Linked DNA regions of Mus musculus: region 2 is linked to region 1. A link is a loop called in an ENCODE intact Hi-C map of the cell type or tissue named here. Cell type or tissue: heart. All regions are shown on one strand. Links, peaks and the distances in the headings refer to the core of each region. The heading gives the core; the rest is flanking DNA. Region 1 has its middle 33 kb from the start of Ireb2. Region 2 has its middle 18 kb from the start of Tmem266.

Region 1 (9,966 bases), core at 2,593-7,592:
TGTATTTTTAGAGATCAGGGAAAACAAGCTTGGGGAACGTCCAGGGGCTTTACCTTCCAGGGAGAAATGCTCTAAGTCGGGGTCCCACAGTTGAATGACCACAAAAGGTTAAAGAGGCCACAGCAGAATTCAAGGGACATCGCGTGCTAGAAGCTGGAAAGCTGACAGAAGCACATAAAAAATCCCCTGCTGGAGCCCTGGGCCATTGTCAGGCCATTGTCTAGCCAGATTTCAGCTGCAGAAACAAGGTGACCAAGGTCTGCAGAGGTGGAGGACAGGACTGTGTCTAGGCAAACAAATGGGCAGATGGGTAGATAACAGGTGCGGAGGGACCAACAGGTAGCTGGATAGATTGTAATCTGATAGGCTGTGTCAACAGTGGAGACTGAGCCCAACTGAAGCCCCTGGGACAGTCAAGAGCTCTCTGTACGTCAGTCTCCTTACACACACACCAGGTGTCAGATGGGGGCCATAACTATCCCAGCGCTAGGTGTCCCCTTCCTTATGAGGTACAGGTGAAGCAGTTGTTCCTTCTCCCAGATTGGCTCTTTGGCCTGGTTTTTCTGAGATGATTTCAGTACCTGGGCTCCTTTAGTCCCTGTTTATTCTGATAAATATATATATAGGGTGGTATCCAGTCTAGGTTTAGGAATAGCTTGTTAAAAGTCTGTGCTATTAACAAACGTGCTGATGGTCCACAGACATAGCTCATCGGCTAAGAACGCTTGCAGAAGACCTGAGTTCGGTTCCCAGGATCCACAACTCTCTGGGACCCAATGCCATCTTCTGCCCTCTGCAGGCCCCAGGCATGCATGTAATGTACAGACATGCAGGAAAACCAACAGTAACAGTATATATGCAACATTGGGTGTGGTGGCACAGGATTGTCGTTCCAGGTACTTGGAAGGCTGAGGCAAATATCAAAAAGCAAAAGACCAGCCTAGTCAACCTAGCGAGCGACTGTCTTAAATAGTAAAAGGGGCAGGGGTGAGAGCAAGGAGGGCTAGGGATATGACTGAATGACGGAGTAGTTGCCTGACGTAATTCAAGCCACTGACTGTGCTAACATGAAGGACAGCCTCCATGCCCAGAGACTGAAGTTAAAGTTACCTGGGGAGAATTCCATTTGCACTAAACATGTATATTTTCTCTTACCATTATTTGCTTCTCTGCATGGTTGTGAATGTTTGACATCCAATTGCCTGTGTTTCCTGCCCACACTACTTTGTAATTTGAATTCAAAACCTTTCTTCCCTGGCTCTTGCTCACAGATCCATTACTAGACACAGGCTTTGGCTCAGGAATTGGGGCTATAACCCAAGCACACACAACAAGGTGTGAAGAAGTTCATTGAGGCTGCTGGGAAAGGAGCCTCTGCTGCCTTCTGTACATGTTACTATAAATGTATACAGTAAATTAATACAGTGGCTGCATTTCTTTATCCTAGCTAGTTCCCCAATAACGACACAGAGAGACCATAATTTATTTTCAAGTTTTGCCTCAATACCTGGGAAGTCTAATGATTTATCTTAACCAACTAGGCTAATCTGGCTGCCTCCCAGCCAATGTCCCTATTAGCTTGCATTCAGGGTCTCCCATTCTTCAGCTGAACTCTCTCTCATAGACTCCTTCCTTCCTCCTTGTGGCAAAGTCTGACCCCTTTCTCTTTCCTTCCCTTGGCTGGCCGAAGCTCCACCCTATTCTCTCTTTTGCCCAGCCATTGGGTGATCAGCTTTTACTGACAAGGCAGAGAATAAATGGTAAGAATTGTGTACACAAACTTGAGACAGGAGATTCTTGATATAACCATTACAATGTGGATTGAAACAATATATGAAGGCAGAGAATTCAGCATTTGAATAACACACAAGGATAAGTTTTACATAGTGCACAAAAGCATTGTGTCTCCATTCTTCCTCTGCCCCCTGCAGAGGCTGGAACTTAAGGCCCTTGAGTTATATGTACCACAGTGCTGAGCTTGGAGCAGCAGGATCCCCTAGGACCTGTGGACTAGGGACTGTAGGAGACAGAGAAGTCAGAGACACTGGATCTCAGAAGTCAGCCTCAACCCTTCTCTGTAAGAGCTTCATCTTGCTATATGAGTCAACAAATTCTCTTTATAGCGTTTAATAAAAGCACTGTTCCTTGAGATGGCTCAGCAGGTAAAGGCACTTGCCACCAAGCCAACCACCTGGGTTTGATTTCCGGATCCCTTGAGGTGGAAGGAGGAATGAACTCCTGTCAACTGTCCTCTGACCTCCACAGTGGGCCACATGCTTTTGTGCACGCACACACACACACAATAATGATAGTAATAAACTATATAAGGCCACTGGTTCAGGCTCTGTGCTGTGCTTAACAGACCAAACCAAAGTGGCTTCACACTGAAGTTCCAGACCACCCCTCCAAAACTAAATTACTTGGCCATCTGAAAAAATGAAGCTATGGGGAGAGCTAACAAAAGTTCTGAAAGGCCAGTTTTGGTTGTCATGGTGAGAAGTGCTGCCTCAGCTTCAAGTTTAGAAGGAAAGCAGTTTTTTTTCCCTCTTTCAACCTCTTTCTACAAAGCCAATAGGCTCTGCTTAAATCATCAAAATGTGTATTGTTTTTTTTTATTATATTATTGTTGTTGTTGTTTATTTGTTTGTTTTTGAGACAGGGTCTTTCTACATGGTCCTAGCTATCCTGAGATGTAGACAGGGCTAGCCTCAAATTTACCTGCCTTGTTTCCTGAGTACTGGGACTAAAGGCATTCACCACTATACCTGGCTCACTGTTTTTGTTGTTGTTGTTGTTGGTGGTGGTGGTGGGTTTTTTTTGTTTGTTTGTTTTTTCGAGACAGGGTTTCTCTGTATAGCCCTGGCTGTCCTGGAACTCACTTTGTAGACCAGGCTGGCCTCGAACTCAAAAATCTGCCTGCCTCTGCCTCCCAAGTGCTGGGATTAAAGGCGTGCGCCACCACCGCCCGGCTACTCACTGTTTTTAAAGAAAGAGTTATTGCCAAATTTATTCTAGAGCTACAAACAAATTTGTTCTAGAAAAGTCATTTCGGTTTTTAAAAGTGCGGCTGTTATGTCTGACAACAGTTTAGGCCAATTGATGACCTTTCTTCCCTTCCTTTCTTCCTTTCTTATATCCTCCTGCCTCCACCTTTCAAATGCTGGGATTACAGATTTACACCATAATGCCTGGCTCAGTTTGAGAGTATGCACAAGTGTGTATACGTGTGTGTGTGTGTGTGTGTGTGTGTGTGTGTGTGTGTGTGTGTGCGCGCGCGCGTGTGTGTGTGCGTGTGTGTATTTGGTGTGAGGATTGAACCCAAGGCCTTGTTAGGGCTAGTTAGGTGCTCTAATACTGAGATACATCCCTACCCCTGTGTTTCCTCTGCTGTAATTTGCATTGAAAGGATATAACTGACGGGAGTTAGAGGGACCACTTAGTGGATAAGACTGGCTACTTTAACAGAGAACTCAGATTTAATTCCCTGCACCTTCATGTTGTGGTTTACAACCATTTGTAACTCCAGCCCTGGGGGACCCAATACCGTCTTTTAGCTTTTGTGAGAATGTTGGAGTTCGTCAAAAGACCCTTCTCACAAGGACCACAGAGACCGCCACCATCGCTGCAAAACGCATGAGGATTTTTATTATTCCAACATGTTGAGGACTCCCCTCTCAGCATGCAGGCCAGAGGAGAGACCAACAACAAAGAAAGAACACACTTTTTATACCTTTGAAAGGGACAGATTTGAGCAACAGGGTTCTCATTGGTGTAGCAAGTAACCCTTTTAGGCATTGGTTGGTTTGTATAGTGGCTAATTAACTCTTTGGCCTAGTCCCTCACTTTGCTTGCCCCCATGGTGGGTTATTATGATTTGGTCAGCAAAGTAATAGTACATTTTGAACTTATGGGTCAGCTATTAACATCGGGGGAATTCTCGCAACAAGGTCAGAGTGGTTTGTGATCTTTTTCAGAATTCAGTGTGTGTGCTAATCTTGTTATGGTTATTTCTCTGAGAACAGCTAATATTGTTTTGGTAGTTGCAAGCTTAATCATTTTGACTCTAAAACTATGTTTTTACATTTGTTTAGTCAGCCAGCTTTCTTTCTTTTTCTTTCTCTTTCTCTTTTTTCTTTTTTCTTTCTTTTCTTTTTTTTTTTTTTGACAGGGTTTCTCTGTGTAGTCCTGGCTGTCCTGGAACTCACTCTGTAGACCAGGCTGGCCTCAAACTCAGAAATCCACCTGCCTCTGCCTCCCAAGTGCTGGGACTAAAGGCGTGCGCCAACACTGTCTGGCTCTGCCAGCTTTCTTATTTGGCTCTGCACTTTGCCTGCTAGTACAGTTTGGAAAGTCCTTTTCGAAGGGGGAAGGTACTAGGTGGTCTTGATTTCACTTTGGATATTACAAGAATTGCATGTATATGATTCACAGACATGTATGCAAGCAAATCATCCATACACATAAAAAATGAAAAGAATGTAACTGATACTTTTAATAATTCCTGCTAGTGATTGGTCAGTGGTTCTCAACCTTCCTAGTGCTGTAATCCTTGATACAGTTCCTCTTGTGGTGATCCCCAACTGTAGTATTATTCTCATGGCTAACTGTAATTCTGCTACTGTTGTGAATCGTAATATAGATAGTTTTAGAGATAAAGTTTGCCAACGGGGTCACAATCCAATTGGTGGGGAACTGCTGGTCTAGATGGCTTGAGCAAACTATTTGCATCATTGAAATAATCTTAAAAACAAATGTGGTTATTAGGTGCAATGCACAGCTAACCCCTCATTGGGACTCATTAGTTGGTAGAACTAGAAGTAAGTCTTAATGAAAACCGAAGAAGATTAAAGGCTCCAAAAGTCAGCGCCTGAAGATAGGGGATGCCCAGGAAAGGCCTCAAACTGTGGTTTTCCAGGATGGTCAGGGGGCTGTGCCTGGGCACCAGAGTAGGATGTTTTGGTGAGAAAGAGAGAATCTGGAAGAAATTTGGGGTGATATAGCTCTCCAAAGGCAAATGCTTCACGCTGCTGCCACCCAGAGGCCATTGCATGCCTCTGACATAGAGTTGTGTGACATCCACTCACCCTAACAGGGAGCCCATTGCAGATCAAGGTACAGACACCACCAAAGCCCAACTTGATGAATCAATGATGTTTTTTTTTTCTTTAAAGTTTCTTGGTAATAGTTTATTTGAAGCAAAATAAACCACTACCAAGAAACATGGTGAAAGTTCCATCTCAAAAGGGTCAAAAGGGGAATTAACTGCTATGAGTTCTTTGCATTTAGGGCATCAAAGACGCAGCCTGTGCAGTGTGATGACGAATTCTTGGATGAGAAAGCGTGTAGACGGAAGTATTCCTATGGCAGAATATTTATAGCACTACTTTCAATGAAAGTGCTTCTTCGTGGGTTTTCTTTTGTTGTTGTTGTTTTTTAGTGTGCATTGGTGCATAAAGGTCTTGCTCAATATAATTTACATATTTCATACAGACTTTAAAGTGTCAGAGCCTAAAGAGGCTATGACATCAGGATTGGTGGCATACGCCTGCGATCCCAACACCAGAGAGGTGGTGACTGAAGAATGTCATGCATTTGAAGCTAGCTTGGGTTATGTAGGGAATACCCAGCTAACTAGGACTATAGAGTAAGAGTATGCCTGAAAAAGACAAGTGGAGAGAACCATATCCCTGAATGCTGTGCATACTGGTCTTGTGTCTCCCCAGATCAGAGTCATCCCCGGAGGTGATGCAAAGCAGGAGGGGGAGGCTGGATTGTCCAACCCACACTGTCTCTGGAAATGCAGGCCAGTAGCCCAGGTTTGGCAGGGCTTCTCTATGGGTTTCCGAAGGCCAGAGCCAAATTCAGGGGTTAAAGTGTGGGCTGCTATTAGGCACAATGACCTCTTGGGGGCAGCATCATGAAGCATTTGCCTTTAGAGATCTATAGACTATAGGTATTGTGTCTAGCCTTGATATCAGTGTTTAATGAAATACCCAGGGAGTAATACTAGCATGAAGTTCTCAGCAATACCTTCTAGAATTGTAAGAAATTCAATCAGTCCTTCCAAAGATACTGCCCCAGACCCAACATGGTGATGCACCCCTGTTAGGCACCTGGGAGGTGGAGGTGGGGAGGATAAGAAAGGAGTTCAAGGCCAGCCTGAGAAACATGACCCTGTCTCAAAACCCCACTACACAGAAACACAAACAACGACAAAAATTACAAATCAGCCATCCCACTAGGCTAAGTAGATATCACAAACGAGCTGCCCTTGTTCAAAACATTATAAGAGGGTTAGTGAGATAGTCATGTGATGTCCACTCAACCCAGTCAGGGAGTCAAAACCCAGGTACAGATATCAGCAAAATTCAACTCTGTGAACCAATGAGGTTTTGTTGCTGTTTTCTTTTTTTTAATGTGCATTGGTGTTTTAAGTGCCTGTGTACCTGCATGAGGGTGTTAGATCCCCTGGACTGGAGTTACAGATAGTTCTGAGCTCCCTATATAGGTGCTGGGAATTGAACCCCAGTCTCAAGAGGAGCAACTGGTCTCTTAACTGCTGAGCCATTTCTTCAGCCCAACCAATGAGTTTTTATTGGGGTTACTTACCAGGGTATGGGTGAAGGGTTACTTACAGGAGTAGAAATAACTCAAAGACAGCTGCATCACCAAAGTCCACCCTAGCATGGGTGACATCTCATAAAAGCTGGGAACCTGGAGCTCACTGCACAGCCTGCAGGCAGCTCAGCAGGTTGGAGAGTGCCCTTTCCACTCTCAGTTGGTGTTAAACCTCACCTGGGCAGCTAAGCTATTCTGCTTTTAGAGTCTTCTTCTCAGCTTGGCTCTCTGAGAGTTTTTTTGACAGGCTTTGCAACTCTGCTAGCCTAAGAGGAACACTCAGCTTTTATTGTTTATTTGGACAGGGAGGGGCTTAGTAAATCTGGTCACTTTCAGGGACTTCCTGAAGCTATTTTGAGTTGCTTATCTTCTACTTAAGGAACTTCCTTTCTGGATGGAAGGTCTCAGTCCTGAAGGAGACTGTTACAGAACAGATAGCCCAGGGGGTAAAGGTGGCTACTGCCAAGCCTGATGACCTGAGTTCAATCCCCAGAACCCATATGGTAGAAGGAGAGGCCCAACTCCTGTATCATGTCACATATACATGCTTGTACACACATGTGCACACACATGTAAATAATTAATGTGATAAATTTACCCAGAAGAGTCATACTCAGTAGGATCCCTAGCTTTGGGAGTCTGTTCATTTAAAGCTAATGAGATTAAAACCTGACTCTCCCTGATACCCTGAGCCTATCCGGTTAAAACTAATAAGTCATTCTACCCTATAGCACAGCGATGCTCTCCTCTAGTCCCAGAAGTCTGGAGGAGGAGGAAGAAAGATCCCTGGAGTCTGGAAGCATTCAACTTAGGCAACACAGTGAGACTATCATGTCAAAATGAAAAATCCTGGTGGGAGCCCTGAATGATAGCAGCCCCTTAACTAGTTTCAACAAAGCTACTCGAGGCTTCTGTAAGGGTGCAAGCCAATACCAGCCATCCCGTGCTCAGAAAGCCACAGCGGCTGTGTCACTCAGTCAACAGCCATGTTCCTCACCCGGGCCTTAGAGGCCTGTCCAGCTCTGCCCGTTCCTTATCTTCAAATCCTCCTTGCTCTGGACCAGCTTCATTCACTTTGCTTTTTGCTGTTCCTTGAACAATAAGCACAATCTGTTCTCTAGGTCTTTGCACACGTAGGAGTCTGTCTGGGACAGTCCCTCCAGGAGCACAGGGTTTCCTCCTTCACTCAGTCCGGGCCTGTGCTCAGGAACACCTTCTCAGAATACTTCACATATATGGCACAGCCCAGCTTTCCTACACAGTCCTGTTTTCTTCCTCCTAACGCCACTGACCACAGTTATGTGCACCACACAGCTGATTCTCCTGTTGTCTGTTTCTTGTTGTGATGTGGGCTGTAAGGGTGAGGGCTTGGTTGTTCTGTTCACTGCTGTATCCCCAGTGTCTAGAATTAACACGTGGTAGTTGCTCGACACATGTCAAGTCCCCCACAGGCATGCTCAAAAAGAGATTGAACTTGTCTCTCTGAACCCTGGAGGGAGCATTACCTGCAAGAAAAACCCAGAGCTCGCATTAGCCTTGGTGGCTATAAAGTGAGCACCTGTTTGTCGTGAGTCTTTCCCTGGGTGTGGCTGTGAATACGATGCTGGCAGCAGTGACATGGAAATTGTCTAGGCAGAGCAAAACTGAACCCAGACAACAGCAGATCTTTAATTCCCCGAGGCAGAGAGCCCTGTGGCTCTAGAGATGACATCTCATCGTGGGGCCAGATGCCACACAACCTCCTGACTCTTTGTTTGCTCTTACAACCCAGTGTCTTTGTGCACTGTTAAAGCAAGAAACCTTTTCTATGAGAGTGTGATGACTTAGTCCTGAAATGCTGAGAAAACTCTGGAATATTCATACCATGTTTCATAAAAAGAATTGACATTTACATCCCTGAGTGGTCCAGATTGCCTGGACTGCTCCTCGTCTTTGACTGATGCTCTCTCTGCACTCCACTGCCCATCTAGTTTCTGGACACACCAGCTTTAATTCCAGTCACCTTCCTGCTCCAAACATCAGTCCTTGTACAAAAGGCCAAAGTGCAAACTCTCTAGCCTGATATTTGAGCTTCCTGACACCCTACTCCAGGCTACTGATTTCTATTCTTGTTGGCTTCTCACCTCTCCTGGGTCTTTTGTGTCATCTAAGTCACCAAACAGGTCCTGAGCTCCCAGAGTTGATGACAGAAAGTCACCCCCACTTTCTCCAGCAACACAAAGCTACCCATCTATCTGTCACTCAGTACCCTGCTTTTCCTGAAGTCTTCCATGTTTGTACACCTCCACAGGGCTCTTTCACTCTGCGGGCACATGGCACCATTCTTTGTGCCTTCCTGTCGGCATCCCTTGCAGACCCAGGGAAAGCCTGAGGGGGAAGCTGGGTTAGAAGGATCCAACAGCAACACTGCTTCACACCAGCCCCATCTCAGGCCCCCTTCCCAACACCTTTGACCTTCTGGAGCTCCAGCCTACTCATTCCATTGGTCCCTTGTGTCACAGCTGACATTCTCCTCTCAGTTTTGTCTCTGAGCCCCTCTCCTTTTAGCAGAATTCAGGTTTTTACAGTGTGAACATTGGCTCCCAATACTGGATGTGTCTGTGAATCAAACATTTTCTACTTTTTTTCTTTCTCTCCTTTCTTTTTTTGTTTTGTTTTGTTTTGTTTTTAAAGACAGGGTTTCTCTGTGTAGCCCTGACTGTCCTGGAACTTGCTCTGTAGATGTGGCTGGCCTTGAAATTAGAGATCTACCTGCCTCTGCCTCTCAAGTGCTAGGACTAAAGGTGTATGTCTCCAACACTTGAATATTTTCTATTTTTCATACGTTGAACAATCTAAGCCCAGTATCTTCATGGTCTGCTCCTTCTTCAGATAGCTAGTGATTGGGAAATATGATTAAGTCAGGAACTTAGAAGCTGGTTGTATTAGTTGGAGTTTTCTAGAACTTACAGAATGAATTGCTATATCTATCTATCTATCATCTATCCATATCTATTTGTCATATATATGCATATATGATACAGATATGTAAATATATATATATATATATCTTTATTAGAACAACTTACACTTACAGGCTGTGGTCTCATTAGTGCAAGGATAGCTGTCTACCAACAGAAGGCCCAAAGAATCCAGTGGTTCTTCAGTACACAGGCTGGATGTCTCACCTGGTCTTCAGTAAACACTGGAATCCTATAGAAGTAGGCTATAATGCCATTGGCAAAATTGACTTGCCAGTAATAGTGAGAGCAAACAGTCAAAGAGCAAGAACTTCCTTCTTCCATGTCCTCTCAAGTCAGGACCATGCCAGCAGAAGATGTGGTCCAGATTAAAGGTAGTTCTTCCCAC
Region 2 (9,966 bases), core at 2,261-7,260, 480 kb before region 1:
ACTCCCTCACATACTGAATTAATAAAAACATACACGAAGAAGAAAACTCAGAAGTAACTTTAGGACACTGTTAACTGGAGTTTGAGGGATAAAACAGGGCTGGCAAGCAGGAGGCCTTGGCTGCTGCTGCTGAGGTGGGCGTGAGAAAAAGGAGCTGGTGAATTAGAAGAAAGCAGTCAAGCTCTGCAAGGATGCCTGTGAGCTTTGAGGGCACAGGAGGGTGTTCAGAGGATAGGGAAGGGGAGAGCGGTGGGGGGAGCAAACGCTGGGCTTTTCTGAGTACACAGTGTTGGGTTTCATGTAGATGGTTTCATTCAAGTACTAGTACTCACCTCTCCCCATTCTCTCCCTTCACATGCCCTCTCTCCACTGGTCTCTCTCCATCCATTTCTCCGTTTTCATGGCAGATGTATGAATATATGAATGAATTCTAGGACACAAATGAGAAAGCATACAATATTTATCTGTGTGTGTGTCTGGTTCACCTGTGGAATATGACCATCTCCAGTTCAATCCAGTTGTTAACAAATGATAGGATTTCTTTGGTATTTTGTTTTGTTTTGTTTTGTTTTGTTTTGTTTTGTTTTTGAGACAGAGTTTCTCTGTGTGAGATTCCTGGCTGTCCTGAAACTCTCCATGCAGACCAGGCTGACCTCAAACTCATAGTCATCTGCCTCTGCCTCCTGAGTGCTGCAACTAAAGGCGTGCACCACCACTGCCTGGCTAGAATCTCATTCTGCAAATGAATAGAACTCTGTTGTGCATATATACCACCTTTCTTTGTCCACTGTCTCTCCATAGATGATCTGAGAACTCTGTGATTGTGAATAGTGCCGTAATAAATACAGATGTTTGGGTATCTCCGAAGTATGCTAATTTAGACCTGAAGTGCTATGTCTAGGTCATATGGTAGTCCTATTTTTAGTTAGGTTTTTTTTTGAAGGATTTCCATACTGATTTCACAGAGGCTTGACTAATTTCCATTCCCACCAGCAGTATATAAGTGTGCCACAATTAATCTAAATTGTGAAAAGGTGAAGCAAGGTAGAAATGTCCTGTCGTTGAAGCCAGAGAGGAACTGAGGGTTTAGGCGAATGTGAATACTAAACATAGCATCTTTAAGGTCTAACACTGTGAACCAGGAGGTTGTGGTGGGAACCTGCCCCAATGAGGTATAAGGATTGGGAACTAGAGTTAGATCAGGATTACAGCCTCATTGTGGCCCACAGTCATAGACCAACCTGTAGGGTCTATCTGACTTCTTTACTGCCAAGGTAAGAGTGTTGTATGAAGAGTTACATGAGCACAGAAGCCAGGGATTTATCAATGAGAAGCTGTGAGCTTTTTATGCTTTAGCCTTCAGTAACTGGGGGGGTTCAGGGGAGGCTGCTGGGCCCATCAGTGGTAGTTGAGAAGGGAGTGACTGTTAGTGTTCAGGGATGGAAGTAACTCAGACCACAGAGGAGTGTTTTGGATGATGCTCTAGTAGACTCTAGGGAGGGATCTTTGGCCCCAGACAGCTCCAGACTATCACAGGATGGGGGAGGGGACCTCCAAAAAAAAAAAAAACGCCTGAGTGGCTCTGAAGTCGAGACATTGTATCTCTACCCCAGAAGTAAACAGAGCAGCATGGTAGGACTTGAGAATGAATAGAAGGTGTTGCCTATGGTACAGGTCAAGAGGAGTGGAAAGGGGATGGATGGAGCTTCTGGTGAAGAGAATTGGGCACTGGAATTCTAACCATAGAAGGTGCTAGGGTGAAAAAAGTTACTCCCTTATCAATAAGTAATGTAATCTTGGCCCATGGCCAAGATTTAGGGCAACCTAAAGTTCATCTCCATGGAGATAGAAAATACAGAAACCTTATAGTCTCAGCCCCCCATCAATCTTTTTCATTATGATCTTTGTAGTTTAGGAATAAAGTCATGTATACTTGGCATTTTTCAGGTTTAACCTAATCATAGTGGCCTTGGTTGGAGGTCAGACTTACCTCATGTAGAAGAGAGGGACATTTACTTTTGATGGGCCCCCACTTTGCAGATTGGACATAGGCTAAGAGGAGGCTTCTACTCTGGAAGCTTTAGGCACTTCTGGCTAAAATGTGCTGCCAGATTGCAAGATACAGCAGAGTCCTTTGACCAGAGGCTGGTTTAAGGCTTTAGCCCGAACTGTTTAGACACTAGGTGGCGCTCTAGGATTTCCTGAGCTAGACATGGAATCTGCAGCCCTGTATAGATAGCGTGTCATGTTTAACCTTGCCTCCTCCAGTTTGGCTTTTCTAGTTCTTGAGGTCTTTTCTAGGCTTTAGAACATGTAGGCTGTGTCTAATAAAGCGGGGGACAAGTCTGAGTCCCCGGTGGAGTATTGAAGCTGTTGTCTCCTCTCTGGAGAAGTTTGGCTTATAACATACACGGTCAGGATGGCTCAGCCTTCCTATCTACTGGGGTCCACATTGGTGCACTTGCACATGGTTTCGGCTTGCTTAAGTTGAAAGGGACCAGGATTCTTGGCAGCTTTCTGTGTTGTGTTCTACAAGTTTTTGTAGTTAATGAGTTTGATACTGGCATTTTAATTCCCTCTAATACATAGCTAATTATATTATCTCAGTGAGCCCATCCTTGTCATTTCCTGCAGCAGCGCTGATGTGGCCATTGGACGCTCATAACAGCAATAGCTATGGAAACTGGCCTGGCTGTAACTGGATGGTGAGCACACACCTCATCAGGCACATACTGAGTACCAGATGCAGCTTCTCCATGAATGCAGCAGGTGGTTGGAGTGATGGAGACGCACTGTTAGCCTAGCTCAAAAGCTCAGCGAGCCTTTGAATGCCTATGGAACTGGGCATCATCGCTAAAAGGTCCTGATTGGGTTTATATTTGGGACAGATTGGGGGGATGGGGTGTGTAACTGAATGGTACCAAAGAGAAATTTTTACTGCAGGAGAAGCAGTAGTTTTTAATTGTTCATGGGTGCACAGATAATTAGAATAATGTAGATGTGTTGCTATGTTGGATCAAAAGCCACAATGAATCCTCTGAATTCGCTAGTGCAGATGAAGGGATCAGGGCTGAAAGATCCTAATATGGATTATATTTGGGACAGACTGGGCATGGGGAAAGGGATGTGTAGCTGCTGGCACTGCAATCCTTATTAGCTGCCTTGCAAAAGAGGAAAGCTGTCCTCTGAAGGGGTGGGATGGCTTTCTCTCTTCCTTGAGTTTCTGGAGCAAGTGCATGATGGGAGAATGTGTCTGGATAAAAAGGGGTGTGGATGGAAAGAGATCTTTGGAGGAGGAAGGAGAGGAGGAGAAGCTGAAGAGGATGATGTGGGGGAGGGGAAGGTGCAGTAGAGAAGCTGGAAGTTAAGCCTGGATATGTACAAAGAAGAAGCTATGAAGGGTGTCAGCTGTGGCTGAGTTTGAGGAAAATGCAAAGTTCAGGAGAATCTAGTAAAATACATAGCACATCCCTATTGCATCTGTGGTCTTGTGACAGTCTCGAAAGCTTGGTTATAAGAAATCTCAGAGTCCTTTCCTAAATTACAAACAACGTAATCTAATGGCAGGATGAAGTAATAGCTCAATGTGCCCCAAGGCAGCCAGCATTATTGATCTGGAACTGTGTTAAGGGTCAAGTTTTGCTGTGGAAGAAATTGTTTTCTTTCTTTCTTCCTTTTTTTTTTTTTTTTTCAGAGTCTGAGAATCAAATTTAGACTAGTTCTTAAGACAGCATCCCAGGGGTGAGTCAGAAGGAATAGAAAGCTCAGGGCTTGTCACACGAGTTCCATGGCTGTGCATTTACCTTTGAGGGCAACAGACCTCTCCTGTCAGCAGAGTGAAACCAAGACTCCCTGCACCAATTCCACTGAGGCATCCTCTTAGAATAGTCTCTCTCCAATTCCCAAAGGTGGGATACAGTTTCTCTCTGGATCCAAACCAACCTGACGGGTCAGACTAGATTGACCTTGAAGGGAAAGCTCACAGACTAAAACTATCAACTCAGCCATGACTGAAAGTGAAGGGGACTCAAACTGTCTTGGAGAAAAATGAAAGCCTGGTTACTAGTAGGTCTCTTGATTTAGGAAGTCTGACTGGGACTTCCTATACAAGCACAAACACCATAAGCCACATGCTCAGGCTCCTCCCAACTTGAGAGAGCTGTGACAGACGTTGTGGTGGAGGAAAAGGAGAGGGCTGGCAGAAGGGTCCTTACAGTAGGCACAGATCCATGTGCATGAACTACAACTGTCATCTGTGCCACCCAGAAAATGAAGGGTCTCCCAGGAAGAATTGGAGTGGACTATAGAAGGCTACTCTTTGTCCATTGCCTTCAGACACTATCAAGGATAACTATGGCTAGGGTTATTTTGCTGCAAGTGGGAAGTGAGGCGTTTCCCAGGAGGCAGGAACTACTTACTTAAGCTTGGGTGACAGCAGTGCAGAGTCACAGGTGAAGGCCTTGGGGGCTTCCTAGAGAGCAGCTCAAGAATCCTAAGTAGTCGAAGGGCCAAACGGCTGGCATCTACAAGTACTGGATGGAGGAGAGGCTAAGGAAGGTGTGATAGTTTGTATATGCTTGACCCAGGGCGTGGCACCAGTAGGAGGTGTGTCCTTGTTGGAGTAGGTGTGTCACTATGAATGTGGGTTTTAAGACCCTCAGCCTCGCTGCCTGGAAGCCAGTCTTCCCCTAGCTGCTTTCAGAACAAGATGTAGAGCTCTCAGCTCCTCCTACACCATGCCTGCCTAGATGCTGCCAAACTCCTGCCTTGATGATAACGGACTGAACCTATGAACCTGTAAGCCAGCCCCAATTAAATGTTGTCCTTTATAAAAGTTGCCTTGGTCATGGTGCCTCATCAGAGTAATGGAGACCCTAAGACAGAAGGCATGGTGGCTAGTTTTATGTCAACATGACATAAGCTTAGAATCATTTTGGAAGAGGGAATCTCACTTAAAGAAAATGCTTCCACCAGCTTGCCCTGAAGGCAAGTCTCTGGTATATTTTCTTGATTTATGTGGAAAGTCACAGCTTACAGTAGGTGGTGCCACCTCTTGGCTGGTGATCCTGGATGGTATAAGATAGCAGGCTAAGCAGTCATAGGGAGCAAGCCAGTAGGCAGTGTTCCTCCATGGCCTCTGCATCAGTTTTTGCCTTCAGGTTCCTGCCCTAACTTTCCTGAAAGAGGAGCTACAAGCTGTAAGGCGAAATAAACCCTTCCTCCCCAAGTTTCTTTTGATCATGTTGTTTAGCACAGCAGTAGAAACCCTGACTAAGACTGGAAGCAAAGAGGAAGTTCTCCGTCCAGGCTGCCGAAATGTGCAGGGAGTGCTGGTGACAAGCACAAAGCGTAGGGATAGTGTATATACCAGACCAGAAGTAGAAAGATTAAAGAAAAATTACCTCTTAAAAAAAGAAAAAGAAAAACCCTTAAAGAACAGATAGAAACACAGCAGGCAAATTCCCTGAATCAGCCCCTTGAGAAGGAATGGCGTCCTTTCAAAACATATGTGGTTCCCAGGAGGTTGTGTCTGGATGGATGAGTGAACATCTCCCCATCTAGGTAAAAATTAAATTTTATAGTACCAGTTGTTTTTCTTGATTTTGGTCACTTGGGATAAAGAGGCAAGGTCCTTTGGGGTTAGGCTCCTGTTTTAAACTATTTTGTGATGCTGTACCTTGCACATGCATGCCATGCCCTGCACCTGGGGAGCTCACCAGGGCTTTGCTTCTCTCTGGGTCCAGCCCCACAGAGCAGGGCTCGCCACTTGCTTGCTATGTTTCAGTCAGGGTTCTTGGTTTCTCGTACAAATCTCGCCTATACTTGCTAGTATAAGACCTTTCCGTTCCTTTGTCCACTGCTGTTCTCTGGTGCCTTTCTGTTCCCACAGCTGACATCCATTGCTTCAGCCCTTTATGAAGGGACATACTATATTTCTCCACAGTCTTCTATCTCCACCCTCCTAAGTATTCCTATAGAACATGCAGGATCTGGGGATGATCGTGTGTCTTGAAGAGATGTGGGATAGGTGATAAAGTGGCTTTAGTGGACTGACATTACAAACTAATGACAACTGAGGATCTGGCAGAGTACAGCCGCAGAAGTCTAAGAGAAACAACAGAACGACAGTGGCTTTCTTGCCTCTTTTTAAAAAACGGCAGTAGAGATCAAATGGAAAGCAGTCAGGAAGCTGGAGAGGTGACTCAGCAGTTATGAGCACTGACTGCTCTTCTAGAGGACCAGAGTTCAGTTTCCAGTACTCACACGGCTGCTGACAACCATCTGTGCCTCCAGTTCCAGGGACACAACCCTCATTGGGCACCCTCCCCACCCCCACCCCCACAGTATGCATACATACATGTAGTAGAAAGACTCCTGTATGAAAAATAGTTGTTTTTGTAAAAACAGACCTTGAGAAAAATGCCAATAATCTGACATTTGTTTAATGTAAAACCTCATGAAAATACCATGTTGACAAGATAGGCAAGTTCTGCTTATATAAACGTGTGTCTTTTTGGTTGTGAGCCTCTCATTTAACAGCTGTGCCATCTCTCCTGCCCACTTTAAAATAATTTTGTAGGAAAAGCTATGCCCAAATACTGCTCGGTTTCAGTTCACTTTTCTTTACCCTCCCCACTCTCCTTCCCACTCATGCAGGGCTGAGGAGCAAACCCAGGATCTCAAGAGTTTGACCTACTAAGCCACACCCCTGCCTGAGTTGTTCATTTCTCAGGGTTAGCAAATAATTGTAATTATAACTAAAATCTGTGAACAAGGTGAAATGACCTTTATAATTCTAATTGCTACAAATGAAACTTTGGTCTCCATTTTAAGGGGATGGACTGCAAGTGAACTTTTTTTTTTTTAATATGTTATCCTTAGAGAACTGAGGACTAAGATACATTGTATCTTTGAGATTTTAAAGAATCTTAGGCGTTCTAAACTTGGCCTAGTGGTGAGTACTTGTAATTCTGTCATTTGGGAGGGTGAGGTAGGAGGATCCCTATGAGTTGGATGCAACATAGTGAGAGAAGAGGGAGAGGAAGATGGGAAATGGCTGATGGGGGTAAAGAGGGAGAGAGACAGGAGGGTAGCACTAACTGGGAGTGGTGTGGGCTTTTGGGAGCAGGCAGCCATTCTCATTCAAACCACCACAGTGTCCTTATCTAACCTTCCCCTCCCTCTCCCCTCCTCCTGCCCTTCCCCCTGCCCCTTCCCCCTCCTCTCCTCTTCTTAACTGGTACACACTGTTAACACCTAAATTTCAAGTTTGGAAATGCATATTTGTAAGCAGCAATATAAAAGTATTCGTGAAGAATGCATAATCTCTGGAAATTATGGAAACGTCCCAGCTACCCCATGCATTTCTAAGTACAAACTAACATTTGTTACTTCTGTGTAGCTAGAGAGGTTTGCTTTCAAAACAGATAAGATTCAGTCTCTAGGTGTGAATGGTGTGAATGACGGTCTTTCTTTTTAATTTCTAGTCATTTGGGATCTTTAAGCATGCAAAAGCTTTGAGCAGGGTCCACAAAGGAACCAGTGCTGCATCACAGCATCCAGTGGGGCCAGAGCTGGGATGCCTCTGGGTCATCTACATCAGGACTAGAAGCACTTGAATCATCAGTCCTTTGGCCACGGTTTGGATGACTACCACACCCATGCCCTCGTCTTCCCTGTCCCAGGGCCTCCGTAATTGATCTCCACTTGAGACTTTATATCATTTGCTGGCTTCCAGAAATGAAGGTCCACAGCCGAATCTGCAACACGAACCTCTTCACTTTTTTTTTTTACTTATGCAGAACAAATGCCCTTTTCCATTGTCCATCAGTACCTTCATTTGGTTTTCAGATATTTAATTCTTCTTTTGCTCAGTCTTTATTTCAAATAGCTTCCCACTTATCCGAAGGCATCTCTTGTGGATCCTCTTCCTCAATCTCTTCAACTTCGCTGTCATTACTTTCACTGTCTGCCTCTGGGTTTCCTCAGTTACATTTGATTGATCCAAATCAGTTCACTAATCTCTGACAGTTCCCCAGTCCGTGAAAGCCACCACCTCCAGCTTCAGGCCAGATCTACCACTTCCACTGTACCTAACAATTCACATTTGCCACGAGGATCGAATCCATCGCCTCAGTCCATCCTCTATCCGCAGCCTCCTTGTGCCCTTCCCACGTCACCTCGGCCTCAGATGGGCCGTTCAATAATGTCCATCAATTGAAAATTCACCACCTTCACCCTTCAAGTGGCTTTTCAAATCTTTCACGAGGTGGTTGGCTTTCTGGGTCTCCTATAAATTTTTTTCCCTTCACACTGAAGGTGTTGATCAGGTCTCCTCCCTGCTCACTTTATTCCTGTCACCAGCAACAGTCTCCTCCTCTTTGTCAGCCACGCCCACATGCTGGGCATCAGGTTCTTGTGATCTTTCTGTGACTCCTTGCACACAACTGACCACCACATTGGAGTTGTTCTAAATCTCAGCCTTAGCCAAGCTCTTGGTATGGGGGGCCAGGGGAGGGGCAGAGCAATGGGGGAGGCCCTATGCCACCTGCACCTCTGCTGGTGGCTTTTGTTCTCTGCTGCCCTCAGTAAGGGTCTCATTGCTCATCAAATGGTCATTGGTGACCACGCAGCTGAAGCCTTTCTGTAGGTATCCAGGCATAATGGAGGCTCAGCAGAGCCTTCCTCCAGTGATTACTGTAGACTGAGCCTAGCCAAAAGCATCTGTTTCTGATCTTTTCACAAGATTCATTGTCTAATCTTCTAATATATATTTTATATATTTAATATATAAATATATTCAAATATATATTTGATTGACATTTAGTAGATGACAGATTATCTTCTTGACTAAACCCTAGAGCCCCACCTCCATATCTCCATTTGGCCTCAGCCTAGGACCATAAAGGTTGGAAAAAACAAAAAGTGATATAATTCTAACACCTCAAGGCTATGTCTCAAGGATGCCACCAGCCATCCTCCCTCACAAAAGTTCATGCCTAAAAAATACTAAGGTATATGTGGCAGTTTGAATATGCTTGACCCAGGGAGTGGCACTATTTGGAAGTGTGGCCTTGTTGGAGTAGGGGTGTCACTGTGGATGTGTGCTATAAGACTCTTGTCCTAGCTGCCTGAAGCCAGTCTCCTGCTAGCAGCCTTCAGATGAAGATGTAGAACTCTCAGCTCTGCCTGCACCATTCCTGCTTGGATGCTGCCATGCTCCTACCTTAATGATCATGGACTAAACCTCTGAACCTGTAAGCCAGCCCCAATTAAGTGTTGTCCTTATAAGAGTTGCCTTGGTCATGGTGTCTGTTCACAGCAGTAAAACCCTAAGGCAGCACAGCACAACAATCTGCTGCTATACAGCCAATACCTGATGGCAGAGCCCTTGCACTTTGGTCTCTGTGGGAAGATCCTGAGTCTCATGTTGCTGATCGCCGGTTGGCAGCGCGAGTGCTCTGCTTTCTGTGATGTTCACTTTCTGTATTCCTGCCACCTTTCTCCTGTCCCTCCCCCTTGTCTTTAAGATGTTTTATCATTACCTCTGTGTCATCAAAACCCAGCTCCATTCAGACTAGATTCCTTCTCTGTGCAATGCTATGTTCCTGATTTAAATATGGTTTTGTTATTTTTTTTTTAAGATTTATTTTATGTCTGTGAGTACACTGTTGTTCTCTTCAGACACACCAGAAGAGAGCATCAGATTCCTGTTATAGATGGTTGTGAGCCACCATGTGGCTGCTGGGAATTGAACCCAGGACCTCTGGAAGAGCAGTCAGTGCTCTTAACCACTGAGCCATCTCTCCAGCCTCTATTTTTACTATTTACTAGAGTCTGACTTAAAAGCAAACAAACAGGCTGTGATTATTGGATTAAGATGACAGGTTGAGAGGTGACACACACTGGGGGCATGTGCCTGTGTAGCACATGTTACTCCTCAAAGGCTCTGTGACCTTTAGCAAT

The links. A loop is a pair of places that touch in the nucleus more often than their neighbours do. Peaks named below come from ENCODE experiments on the same cell type or tissue, not always from the same donor. Only the 100,000 strongest peaks of a DNase experiment are listed, where the experiment ranks them.
Region 2: it touches region 1 in a loop (6-fold over the local background); 6 of 42 quality-filtered maps call a loop at or near these places.

The regions. Positions count from the first base shown.
Region 1 is chr9:54,825,886-54,835,851 of GRCm38, reverse strand. No RefSeq gene overlaps it. Among named protein-coding and RNA genes, the nearest start is that of Ireb2, 33 kb to the left of the region's middle. In heart, for the core only: CTCF peaks have their summits at 5,037 (motif pointing left) and 5,906 (motif pointing right); no DNase peak of the experiment used is centred there.
Region 2 is chr9:55,303,984-55,313,949 of GRCm38, reverse strand. It overlaps the pseudogene Gm15625. Among named protein-coding and RNA genes, the nearest start is that of Tmem266, 18 kb to the left of the region's middle. In heart, for the core only: no CTCF peak of the experiment used is centred there; a DNase peak (open chromatin) is centred at 5,299.